Regions from separate parts of the Homo sapiens genome. Here all the other regions are linked to region 4. The links are chromatin contacts, found by Hi-C or POLR2A ChIA-PET in ENCODE. All regions are on one chromosome and are shown on one strand. The core of a region is the stretch at or near the end of the contact, and the rest is flanking DNA. Distances in the headings are between cores, read along the strand shown.

What was found. Hi-C counts contacts between places; a loop is a spot of excess contacts on that map. ChIA-PET counts read pairs that join two places held with the same protein, here RNA polymerase II (POLR2A). Pooled maps may share reads with other maps.
Region 1: a map of B cell shows a loop between it and region 4 (8-fold over the local background). The contact joins the promoter of DCDC1 here to the enhancer-like site in region 4. A Hi-C loop is called at or near these places in 1 of 168 maps with a recorded cell type or tissue (B cell), 3 of 37 single-sample maps with no recorded cell type and 4 of 50 pooled maps. POLR2A ChIA-PET finds 5 or more read pairs at or near these places in 1 of 52 experiments (activated T-cell).
Region 2: a loop to region 4 is called in a map with no recorded cell type, with 8 times the contacts of the local background. The contact joins the promoter of RCN1 here to the enhancer-like site in region 4. A Hi-C loop is called at or near these places in 6 of 37 single-sample maps with no recorded cell type and 5 of 50 pooled maps.
Region 3: a map with no recorded cell type shows a loop between it and region 4 (10-fold over the local background). The contact joins the promoter of PAX6 here to the enhancer-like site in region 4. A Hi-C loop is called at or near these places in 2 of 37 single-sample maps with no recorded cell type and 2 of 50 pooled maps.

What each region holds. Positions count from the first base shown.
Region 1 is chr11:31,368,078-31,370,988 of GRCh38, reverse strand. DCDC1 (doublecortin domain containing 1) reads left to right here and starts at 1,250. Exons shown (of 39, transcript NM_001387274.1): 1 at 1,250-1,292. DNAJC24 (DnaJ heat shock protein family (Hsp40) member C24) reads right to left here and starts at 1,129. Exons shown (of 5, transcript NM_181706.5): 1 at 1,077-1,129; 2 at 130-273. The coding sequence starts at 240. RefSeq lists an enhancer at 837-1,316.
Region 2 is chr11:32,089,635-32,092,656 of GRCh38, reverse strand. It overlaps RCN1 (reticulocalbin 1), which reads right to left and starts at 1,583. Exons shown (of 6, transcript NM_002901.4): 1 at 1,207-1,583. The coding sequence starts at 1,460. RefSeq lists an enhancer at 1-370 and a silencer at 839-1,868.
Region 3 is chr11:31,810,072-31,813,215 of GRCh38, reverse strand. PAX6 (paired box 6) reads left to right here and starts at 1,894. Exons shown (of 14, transcript NM_001368894.2): 1 at 1,894-2,101; 2 at 2,201-2,388. RefSeq lists enhancers at 1-651, 1,999-2,056, 1,759-2,328 and a promoter at 1,702-2,111.
Region 4 is chr11:30,341,329-30,344,200 of GRCh38, reverse strand. No RefSeq gene overlaps it. Among named protein-coding and RNA genes, the nearest start is that of ARL14EP, 20 kb to the right of the region's middle. RefSeq lists a silencer at 1,184-1,233. Within about 2 kb of position 1,365, at least 4 of the 41 ENCODE cell types and tissues checked have a DNase peak (open chromatin) inside an H3K27ac peak, as active enhancers do; they include B cell, where a contact is called at or near this core.

The DNA.
Region 1 (2,911 bases), core at 1-2,500, 1.0 Mb before region 4:
CAATTAAATCAAATTAATACCTGGATTCCTGCCACTGGTATCCTATTTTCTGGAAACCTAAATTTGTGGTTTCATATAAAAATTGATTTTTTTCCCCTCATGATTTAAAATCTGAAAGAAAAGACTTACCATTAATATGAGTTTTTGATATTTTTGTTTTAGGTCTGATATATTTGCAGATGGGTCTGCTCCCAGGATGCTGTACCAATCCTTTTTTGGCATCTGCTCAACCGCCATCATCCATGGAACCAGAAGTGGGCCTTCTCAGATTAGCTGAATAGAAATATTAATGACAATTCATCACAGTTTGCCATGTATCTAAGAAAAAATTAAGTACTGCCCTTGTAAATTCTTTAGTATTTAGTCGAGTAAATCATGATTATAATGCAAACCTGAGGAAGCACAGATTTTCATTTAAAATGCCCCAAGAATTCCAGGTATAAGTGTACCGACAAGTATGGAAAACGTGTTAGGTATTTCACGATATATATTTATACTTTAATTAATGAACAGCATTAAAAAAAAGAATTTTATAATGAACCAGGTGGTGTATGAACCTCTAAGAAGGTATTTCTGCTAGTCTTATGATAAAACTGGCACACAAGTAAGCACCCACTAAACACGCTGGAGGAGCTTAATGAATATTTACAAAATGAACGAATAAAAAAAAAGCAAAACAGAACATCAAAGAATTAAAATAAATTTGGGGGCATTCCTTCTGAAAGTTTCTCGTTTGCTTTTCCTCCAGATTGTCTGGAGAGCATGATATGGGAAATAACGTCAGCACCAGCTGGTAGAGAACAAGAGTCCCCTGTTATTGGAGAGGCGCTGAGACCTCGCAAAGACAGAGTGAAACTCTCTACGCGAGGATGCCCCAGTCTTCCACGCTCCAGAAGAGAGACCCTACCAGGAGCCCCAGAAATCAGGCAACCTCTTCCCACAGCTATATACACTTAACGAAACAGCCGGGGCCTCCTCAAGCTCGGGACTTGGGAATCTTCTCCATTCACAGTCGGCTTTACCCACCCAGCCATTGGCGGGCACCCTCTCCGCGCTTTATACGACATCAGACCTACCTAACTTCACATAGGCGCTGCTACCCACTCCTCGCCTGCTGTCGGCCAGAACTCCGGACCGGCTTCTTCTTCCGCCGGAAGTCACTGTTCCGACGTGTTCGCGTTTCTGGCCGAGCTGATGTGGCCGTGGCACAGCTCAGAAGCGACGCTCCGCCCACCCCGACGCGGTCTCTATGGTAACCGGTCACCGCTTCTATGGAGTGGCGTTTACTACCAGTAAGTTCCCAAACTGTGAAGAAAGGCGCCTTTGGCTTCGCTCTAAGTCTCTCTTTTCCGGGCCCCGCGACTGTCGCTTCTCTCCTCCTCCTCAGCGAGCACCCCCTCGCCATCCCAGGCTTTCCCCGCCTTTTTCAAAGCTTCCTCCGTTTACCGTACCCTGAGCTACTCTCAATCTTTTCGGTTGGTGCTTGAACTCTGGGGTGAGAGAGGGGTGCGGGGGCAAGGATGTGAGAAGGATGAGGAGACCTGATGCCACTCTCGTCCCTACAGTTCCTTTACAATGTTCTAATTCGAAAATTAAAAGAACTAAAACCTATGCCAGGTAGGGCTAGATGTGCGGGGGATGGGGTCGGTTTAATTTTTTCTGCAGAAGATATTCGACGTAATTATTAATATTTCTTTTAGACCTTAGCAACCAACTTACAACATAAAAACGTTCCAAAATTCTTTCACATTTGCTATTTCACTTCGCTTTCATTTCAACCCAGTGAGACAAGTAAGGCAGGTGCCATTATTCCCACTTTATAGATGAGGAAAGAAATCAAGGATCAAGGCCAAACAGCTAGTTGGGTAGGGGCAGAACAAGGACTCAGCAAGTCTACACATTCCCAGGGCAGCTATGCTATCTTTCAAGCTTACAGAAAAAAGCAGAATGAACTGTTCTTCTTCGAAGCAGTTAGGGGGCACTGCATATGGGCACTGTTGGGGTTTGTTATTGTTGCTGGTGGTGGTGGTGGTGGTGGTGGTGGTGTTTTTCTCACCTTTCTTTCTTCTCCCTTTCTTGATTCCTGTGTTTCCTTTTATTACTTCTTTGTGCTGCTTACTTTACATTAACACCTCTTCCTAGCATTGTACCTGGAGATGAAAACTACATCTTATTTTTGGCCAGCATGACATAAATTTCACTTGGAGATGTTAAAATGGTTTTGTTGTTACTGCTTTGATTTTGCTTTCCTTCTTTTTTAAACTTCTACCAATCTGAGTTTGAGAAGCAGTCAAGATAAACTTAAGCAGAATAAATAAAATAATCTAATATGATCAGTTATTTAATGATGTTATGAACTATAAAGAATAACTGAATGAAACAAGCAAGTTTAAAAATCTAAAGATGAAAGCATAGATTAGGTTCTCCACAGGGTTTTGTCATGTTTAAAGGCAGATACAAAGAGCATCTGGTTTTAGTCCTGGCTGCATCATACTTTCTTGTGTGGCCTCATGAAAATACCTAAAGCAATGGAATTAAGTAGTGTGGTGAATGCTTTTCTAAACAGTACTGTCAGAATGATGCCACCTTGAACATCTCTAGCCCTCAAACTCCCTTCTGTCCACAGCTTGGTTCTTCCTTGTGTAGGTAGATATGCTCCGGTACTCCAGGTTTTTTGTTTTTTACAGCAAAAGCATTTTATTTTGATTTACTATTTATTAGGTTATTGTGTTACCTTATTTATTTATTGGGGTTTGGAAAGTAAGAAATAGTTTTTTTCCCCAGCAATACCAAATATTTTGTCATTTCATCTCTACATACTTTAGTTTGCATCCCTAAAATGTACCAACTTTTTCTTTTATCTCCATAATGTCATTATTGGACTGTCACATAATATCTAGACCTTACTTAC
Region 2 (3,022 bases), core at 334-2,833, 1.7 Mb before region 4:
CCAGATACCTCCGCACAGTGCCCAAGTGTTTCCTCAGGGGACCCGGGGAGGGTGTACTAAAATGCGCCGAAGTTTTGTTTCCCGGGTTTGGTTCCTGACTCAACTGCCTTTAACAGCCCAAGTCAAAATCCTCCACCACCAAGAGAACCCTCCAGCTTTTTGCCCCCCAAACAAATCAGTTGCCAAAGAACTGAGTGCTTCTGCAGACATCTGCTGCCAACAGAAACGTTTCAGGCGAACCGTTTCCATTCCTGCTCCCTCGTGTTTCCAATCGGAAACTGCGTGTCCCTTTTCAACCGGATTTTTGTATCCCTACACTAGATTTTATTTTATTTTTATTTTTATTATTTTTGAGATGGAGTCTCACTCTAGCCCCGGCTGGAGTGCAGTGGCGCAATCTCGGCCCACTGCTACCTCCGCCTCCCGGGTTCAAGCGATTCCCCTGCCTCAGCCTCCCAAGTAGCTGGGATTACAGGCGTGTGCCACGACGCCCGGCTAATTTTTGTATTTTTAGTAGAGACGGGATTTCGCCGTTTGGTCAGGCTGGTCTCGAACTCCTGACCTCAGGTGATCTCCCCACCCCTCCCCCCGCCTCGGCCTCCCAAAGTGCTGGGATTACAGGCGTGAGTCACCGCGCCCAGACTCCTTACGATAGATTTACAGGGCGATTAGGCAAAAGGCAAGACCACTGCGGCCGAGACCAGGAAGCAAGCCTGTCGCTCGCCTGCCCCTTCATCTTTTATCCATTTATGTTCATCCCTGAGATTTTCTTAGCGAGTGTCTCAAGCCCTTCTCCCCGGGAGTGGGGGATCAGAGAGAAACTGCGAGAGAGTGGGGAGGAACTCATGGCACTAACAGGCCACTGTGGACAAACTCTTCTTTTGTGCACTCTCCCCTCCCTTCTGATGCAACCTGGGGGAGGGGGCGGGCCCTCGCCGTCCTGGCTCCCGCGGCCGCTGCCACGTTCTCGCCTCCCCGCGAGAAACCACCCCGGCCGGGGCGCGGCGGCGGCGATCTCCAAGCTGGGGTCCCGGGGCCCTCCAGCAAGTTAGCCTGAGCCCCAGCGCCGAGTTGGGCAGGGCCCCATCCTCGAGGCCGCGCGCGCGATTTCGCTTTCGCTTTGGCGGTGGTATCCCGCGTGGCTCTCGCCCAGGCGGCCCTCGGACACCTGCGCCGCCCCCCACGGGGCCCTGGCCGCGGCCTCACCCTAGCCTCTCCTTGCTCTCGTCCGGGGTGAGCTGGTCGAAGGTCTTGGAGTCCTCCTTGCCCAGGAAGGCCTCGTGGTCGTACTGGAAGCTCTGGTTGTCCTCAGGGGGCCGCTCGCCCAGCTCCGAGTCGGGCCGCACCACGCGCTCTTTGCGCACCGTGGGCTTGGCCCGCAGAACCCGCGGCGCCAGCACCAGCGCCAGCAGCAGCCCCAGGGCTAACCCCAGGCGGCGGCCGCGGCCACCGCGCGCCATCGTCCCGAGGAGAGGGCGGCCGAGAGGGAGACGCTGAGCGAGCGACAACAGCGGCAGCTCGGGAATGGGGACTCGGAGCGCGGCGGCAGCGACAGGGTTGGGGCCGGCGCGGAGGAGGGGACTGGCCAGTCCCTCCGCCAGTGCCCGCCCCGAGCCGGAGCAGAGGGGCGCGCCTGGGCCTCGGGCTGGGAAGCTGCGGGCGGCCCCGCTCGCGCGCCCATTGGTCGCTGAGCTGCCGGGGGAAGCCGGGGCCGCGGAGCCACGTCGCCAGCTGGGGTGGTGGGCGCGGGGCTCGTGTTTCGCCTCGGCCCCTCCCCGCGATCTTGTTGCTAGGGGCGGGCCCGGGCGAACTGGGCTAGGGACTGGAGGGCTCGGAGGAGGATTGGGAAGTTCTTTGTCAAGCAACAGATGTGCAGGATAAAATTCCCTCTGACTTCCTACAGTTCCGGGAAAACTGTAAGGAAGGAGACGTTGCCCTTCCTCAACTTCCAACTGAGACCCCGAATCTCAGCCCTAGACCCTGCTCTAAGATGTGCTCTCAAACCCAATTCAACCCCATTTAGTAAAATTTGGAGTCTGGTTACAAACGCGAGCCTGGAAGGAGACCAAGACGGGCGAAGTCCCCTAGAAACGAGGGTCGTACTGTCAGTCGTCAAGGAGGGTCAAGCGGGGAACTTCTATATGACCAAGAGTCCCTCTAAAGGGAGCGGTACTGTGCGTTCCAGCTGCCAGGGGAACGCAGGCCCCACGCTGATAGATAGTCCTGTTTCCCAAATGAAATCAATCAGGATTTTAGATTTTTATGTTTTATTTCTAAATGTTGGTAACTCATTTTACAAAAGCACTAGTTGGATCCAATCTTACCTGTATTCAGTTGGTAATGCTACCAATACAGATATCTGTCCCATCAAACTTTCTGCAATGATGGAAATGCCCTCTATCTGGTCTGGCCTGTAGGTAGTGGCTGTTGAGCACTTGATGTGTAGCTTAGTGTAAGTGAGGCACTGAAATTTTAATTTAAATCTAAACTTAAAGAGCCACACGGGACTAATGGCTACCGTATTGGACGGTGAGGTCTCGAGCAGTCTCAGCCTTTTGACACTCATTGAAAGCCATGATCCTCTTCCAGAAAAATGCACATACAGCTACTGACACGGGTGCTTGATTAAAGAGTCGGAGGATTCATGGATCTTTTGAAGCCCCACCTATGAGCCCCAGGTTAAGAATCCCTAGAAGGCCGGGCACGGTGGCTCATGCCTGTAATCCCGGCACTTTGGGAGGCGGAGCCAGGTAGATCACTTGAGGTCAGGAGTTCGAGACCAGCTTGGCCAACATGGTGAAACACCGTCTCTACTAAAAATACAAAAATTAGCTGGGCGAGGTGGCGGGCGCCTGTAATCTCAGCTAGTCGGAGGCTGGGGTAGGAGAATCGCTTGAACCTGGGAGGCGAAGGTTGCAGTGAGCCGAGATCATGCCATTGCACTTCAACCTGGGAAACGAGAGAAACTCCATAAAAAAAAAAAAAAACCCTAGAAAACTGAAACGATAGTTGAAGAGGGAAA
Region 3 (3,144 bases), core at 645-3,144, 1.5 Mb before region 4:
AAATGAAACCTCGCCCAGGAGGCCGCGGACCTGGACACCCGGCGCCACCTCCTTCACCTCTGACCCAGGTTTCCTCCCGGCGCTGCGAGCTCCCGGGGAAGGGTTAGAGCCGGCAGCCCTCCCCAGCCCGGGGAGGGGAGAGGGTTATGCGACCCCACCTCTGGCTAGGGCCGGGGAGGCCTTTGCTTCCCGGGAGCCCTGCCCGGGCTCCTTGGTCGCAGGGCTGCTGGGTCCCAGGCAGGAACGAGAGGGTGAGGCCCACATGTGGCCCGGCGGCCCAGGGCGGCTTGCAGCGTCCTCACTGTCCCGGCTGCCAGGGGCTGCGGCGACGCGGCCAGTCAGCAGCGAGTTCAGGTCGCGCAGATTTTATTGATGAGCTCTGACTTTCAGCACTTTCCCTAAGTCAAGAAGAGTCTAGCGTACCCTTCGGCTGCTTCATTTCAGCCTCCCTGCCTCAGCTCTTCAGCCCTATTCCCCCTCGCCCTGTCCTGGGGTGTGTACAGCAGCCCAGGCCTTCCTTCTCCTTCCCGGCTCCGTGGCCCGAAGCCGCCGAGAGAGCTCGGGACAGCGCAGGACCAGGCAGCCGCTCGCTCTCCTGTCACCTTAACTGCAGGCTCCGAGGGGCGCCTTTGGAGTGTACTGAGGTGTGTCCTAATCGTGCGGCATTCAACAAATGGACTTCTGGTGTGTGGTCAGAAGAGAAAAGCCATTTACTTACTTTCCTCCCCGGTTTTCTGGCAACAGCTGAAGGGGAGCTGCCTCCGTGGACTGAGCAGACCCAGGAGAGGGAGTCGTGGTGCGGAGACACACGCACCACACACAGATGACCGGTGGCACACACGACACACGCTGACATACCGACATCGCCAGTGGGACACACACACACACACACACACACACACACACACACACAGAGAGAGAGAGAGAATCCCTCCCAGCATTGGTCATCCGCCCCCCCACCCAGGCTTCCACTCCCCCTCCCCTCTTATCTCCCCTGGCTTCCCCTCCTCTCGGGCGCTGCGAAAAGCAGCCGCACTTAGTCAACAAATGGCACGTGGGAGAAGTTGGTGAGTGTTTGGTGAGGACTCTTCAGGGCTTTTCACAAGAACCCTCTGTACACAAAGTAAGTGGCGTGTTTACTCGGGCCTCTCCAGCCAGAGCTGTGCCTCTGCTCCGCTGCGCACCGCGGCTTCCGAAAGGAGAAAGGAGAGAAGAAAGGGCGGGGAGAGCGGGGTGGAGGATTTGGACAGGCCCTGGAGGCTTGGGCTGGGGAGGCCTCTGGCCTCGTTTAGTTCTCGGCCCGGCAACCTCCTCTCGGCCTAGGCTTCGCCGCGGCCTCCGCAGCTGGAATGGAGCTGCCAGGACCCAGTGACGCTCCCGCCCCTTTCCTCTTCTTCCAAGGGGCCAGGTGGGCTGGGGTGCGGCCGCCGCTGTGCTCTGTGTCTTGGGGCCCCGGCTGGGATGGGGTGGGGGCGGGCGGGGGCGGGGCGGCAGGCCACGCTGTCCTGGAGTTGGCAAGAAAGGACAGCACAGAAACTTGCACCCTCCGAGGACTGGGAGTCCCGAGTCCAGCTTAGGGGGAGTGGGGGCGCGACCCCCAACCCAGAAACCTTCACTTGACCGCTCAAGTTCGCGGCAGCAGGGCGGGCCGCGCCGAATCTCGGCGTGCGCGGAGCGGGGAGATGCAGGCGAGCGCCAGAGCCCGGGCTCGGGGGCCCTGCGCCGGGGAGAGGAGCCGGGACCCACCGGCGGAGCCGAAAACAAGTGTATTCATATTCAAACAAACGGACCAATTGCACCAGGCGGGGAGAGGGAGCATCCAATCGGCTGGCGCGAGGCCCCGGCGCTGCTTTGCATAAAGCAATATTTTGTGTGAGAGCGAGCGGTGCATTTGCATGTTGCGGAGTGATTAGTGGGTTTGAAAAGGGAACCGTGGCTCGGCCTCATTTCCCGCTCTGGTTCAGGCGCAGGAGGAAGTGTTTTGCTGGAGGATGATGACAGAGGTCAGGCTTCGCTAATGGGCCAGTGAGGAGCGGTGGAGGCGAGGCCGGGCGCCGGCACACACACATTAACACACTTGAGCCATCACCAATCAGCATAGGTGTGCTGGCTGCAGCCACTTCCCTCACCCACACTCTTTATCTCTCACTCTCCAGCCGCTGACAGCCCATTTTATTGTCAATCTCTGTCTCCTTCCCAGGAATCTGAGAATTGCTCTCACACACCAACCCAGCAACATCCGTGGAGAAAACTCTCACCAGCAACTCCTTTAAAACACCGTCATTTCAAACCATTGTGGTCTTCAAGCAACAACAGCAGCACAAAAAACCCCAACCAAACAAAACTCTTGACAGAAGCTGTGACAACCAGAAAGGATGCCTCATAAAGGTGAGTCCGCTTCTTTCTTCTCGCTTTATTTTTATTGCAATATTCAGACAGGTCTCCCCCTTCCTCCCCCCTTCCTTCCTCCCCTCTCGCCGGTCCCCTCCCCCACTGCTACGCCGGGAGAGTTGGGCCGGAGAAGTTTCCACGCAGGAGCCCAAACTTTCTACTTCCAGCGAAAGCCCGCGTCGGAGGGCGACTGCCGGCGAGCGGGAGCGGCGCAGGGCTCGGGGCGGGCGGCCAGCTCAGCCCCAGCGCCAGCGCCAGCGCCAGCGCGGGCTGAGCTCGCGGGAAGAAGGGAGACTCCAGGCGCGACAGCAGCCGCGGCTCCTAGCCCCAGCGTCGCCCAATGCTCCCGACCCGCGGGAAAAGACGAAGAGGCTCTGTGGTGCCCAAGGCCCTGGAACGGCCGCAGAGAGCAACCGCTGCCGGCTGCTTTGTCCAGCCCGAGGCCCAGCGAACGCGCAGAGAGCGGGCGCTCCGAGGACTCGCCGAGGGAGCGCCGAGGGAACCTGCTCGCCGCGTCTCCGCCCGCCCGCCGGCCCTCGGGCTTTGTGCCGCACTGGGCTCCGGCGCAGAAGAGTCAGCCGGCACTCGAGCGCCGAGGGGGGCACCGCGCCCGCCACCAGCCCGAGTGGAGTCAGTCGGCAAGGCAGCCGCACGCTGGAGGTAGAGGGAAGAGCGAGCTAGCGCGAGCCGGGAAGGAAGCCACCAGGCCAAGGCGGTGGAACGCGCGCTCCGAGGGAGCTCAGAGCCGAGCGG
Region 4 (2,872 bases), core at 116-2,615:
TTTTGCTAGCAGTGTTATAAACCACAAATTTAAGTCAATGATATGCCTTTAACTGCCTGACAAGTTATTTAATTCAGATACAGCTATTAAAAATTTATATTCATTTGACCTAGGATTGAGTTCTAGCTATGAAACATAGGATGACAGAGAAAATTATCCAAGTATTCTCTGTTTAGCTTATGAACAACAGAAATTTAATTCTTACAGTTCTGGAGGGTGAGAAGTCCAAGTTCCAATTTTCAAACATGCTAAGCACTTTAAAAGCAAGTAACACCAATACAAATACCCTAAATTGGTAACTTAATTACAAGTGCCTTATTGTTATTACAGAATGTCAGACCCTCATGGTAAATTACCATAGGCCATGCTACATTTGTCTAAAGGAGGTTAAGGTCCATGAGAATGGTATGAGAAGATTTTGCAGGGCAGGATTGAAGATGTGGGGGTAAGTCACAGCTGTTTGCTCTCCTTAAAAGATATAAAAGTTCCTGGCCGGGTGCAGTGGCTCACGCCTATAATCCCAGCACTATGGGAGGCTGAGGTGGGCAGATCACAAGGTCAGGAGATCGAGATCATCCTGGTTAACACGGTGAAACCCTGTCTCTACTAAAAATACAAAAATTAGCCGGGCGTGGTGCTGGGCGCCTGTAGTCCCAGCTACTTGGGAGGCTGAGGCAGGAGAATGGTGTGAACCCGGGAGGCGGAGCTTGCAGTGAGCCGAGATCGCACCACTGCACTCCAGCCTGGGCGACAGAGCGAGACTGTCTCAAAAAAAAAAAAAAAAAAAAAAAAAGAAGATAAAAGTTCCCAAGGGCATGAGTTTCAAACAGGCCATTCTACCCTTGATCTTTTATCCTCAAATGAGTAGAGCTAACTTTCCATCTAGTCATTACCTTGTATTCACTTAATGGTCAATCGTGCAAAAAGACAAAATTATTGACTCACATAACTGAAAATTCCAGGTTTGACTTCAGACATAACTGGATCGAGATACCCAAATTCTATCTATCTTGGTCTCTGGCTTCCACTTTCACGTATGTTGTTTACATTCTAAGGCAGATTCTCACTTAGTGCCAAGATTAGCCACCAGTAGGCCTGGTCTTAAACCTGTAAACTTAGCAACCCTCATTGAAAAAAAGCATCACTTCTTCTCTAGTCTCAGTAAGCCTGAAGTTGATTGGCTTTGATTGACCTGGCTAGTCATACATCCACCCTTCTAACATTCATTAAGGCTAGTGAGATGCTACATTCTCAAAGGCCAGGACTTGTGATAAACCCACCCTACAACCACAAAGTAAGGCCAACTGTATCTGAACCACATGGGCTGACTACAAGGGTGGTTTCTCAAAGGCCAACTGCAGAGTGCTAATTCCAGAAGGGGAAGTGATACTGGGCATGCAAAACACTACCAGACTTTAACTGACGTGGAAACAAAAATAAAAACAAAAACCCAAAGCAGATTCAAGAATTTTCCAAGCAGTGACCAAATGGACTTGATAATATGAACAAGAGAAAGGAGTAAAAAATGACTGACTATATATTTTATTGACTCATCTAAGGCCAGATACAGCAAACAATCTAATAGTTTATAATTTATTTGATTTTTAGAGCCAGGACCTGAGAACCAAGTTGAAATAGAAACAAATTAGGTTACTGTATTAGTCAGGGTTTTCCAGAGAAAGGGAACCAACTGGATGTGTCTGCCTGCCTGCCTGTCAATTGATATATTGATCTATCCATCCATCCACCCATACACCCATCCACCCATCCACCCATCCATCCATCCATCCATCCATCCATCCACCCACCCATCAAGAGGTGTAAGGAGCCTCTCAACATGGGTTGTCGGTATGTCACACAGTGTGAGGCTTTGTTTGCCAAGAATTTGTAGTTGAGCACTGACCCTAAAATCTATGTGTAGTTCTTTAAAAGACACAAGGAAAAAAATAAGCATGTTTTTTCAATTACAGCTTTTGGGGATGAGATGGAAACTTTTACTGAAAAAATTAGAAAATGTTTCTTTTTCAACATTTTCTATAGGAAAGTCTATCATCCAATTTAGAGAGGTCAGGAGCTATTTTGGAATAATAAATTTATTTTCATACACCAAACTGTAGGGCCTGTATTTTATGCAGAAATTTTCATTGCATAGTCTCATTCACTAAGTCATAAATGGCTAGATGCTTGCTAGCATTTTTAAAAAACCTCAATATACCACAATTCACTAAGCAATCCTGAATACCTCTCTTAATGCCAAAATTCAATTTGTATTTTATCCAGAATCTTGTAGTCTCCATTTACATGGTACCAGTACTGCTACTATTGGTTACTTTATCTTATGTGACAAAATAACCAATTTAATTTTCAATTACCTTCAAGACCAAATAATAAATTTGGGGTGTCAGAATATAACAAAAAACAATTTAATTTGCATTTTTCAAATTCTTCAGCGTAACTGATTGCTTGTTAACAAAGGGAAACTTAGCCAATTTGTTAAGTTTAGCAATGTTTGCAAACATTAGTTTTAATAAGTCTATTTATTATAAAACGTATCTTAGGCTTCAAAACCTAAGATAGGATAGGTAGATTATGGTAACATTTTTTTTTTTTTTTTTTTTTTTTAAGGTAAGAGTCTTGCTCTGCGTCCAGGATGGAGTGTGGTGGTGCGATCTCGGCTCACCACAACATCCGCCCCTCGGGTTCAAGCTATTCTCATGCCTCAGCCTCCCGAGTAGCTGGGACTACAGGTGTGCCCCACCATGCCCAGCTAATTTTTGCATTTTTAGTAGAGACGGGGGTTTCACTATGTTGGCCAGGCTGGTCTCGAACTCCTGACCTCATGATCTGCCCGCCTCAGCCTCCCAAAGTGCTG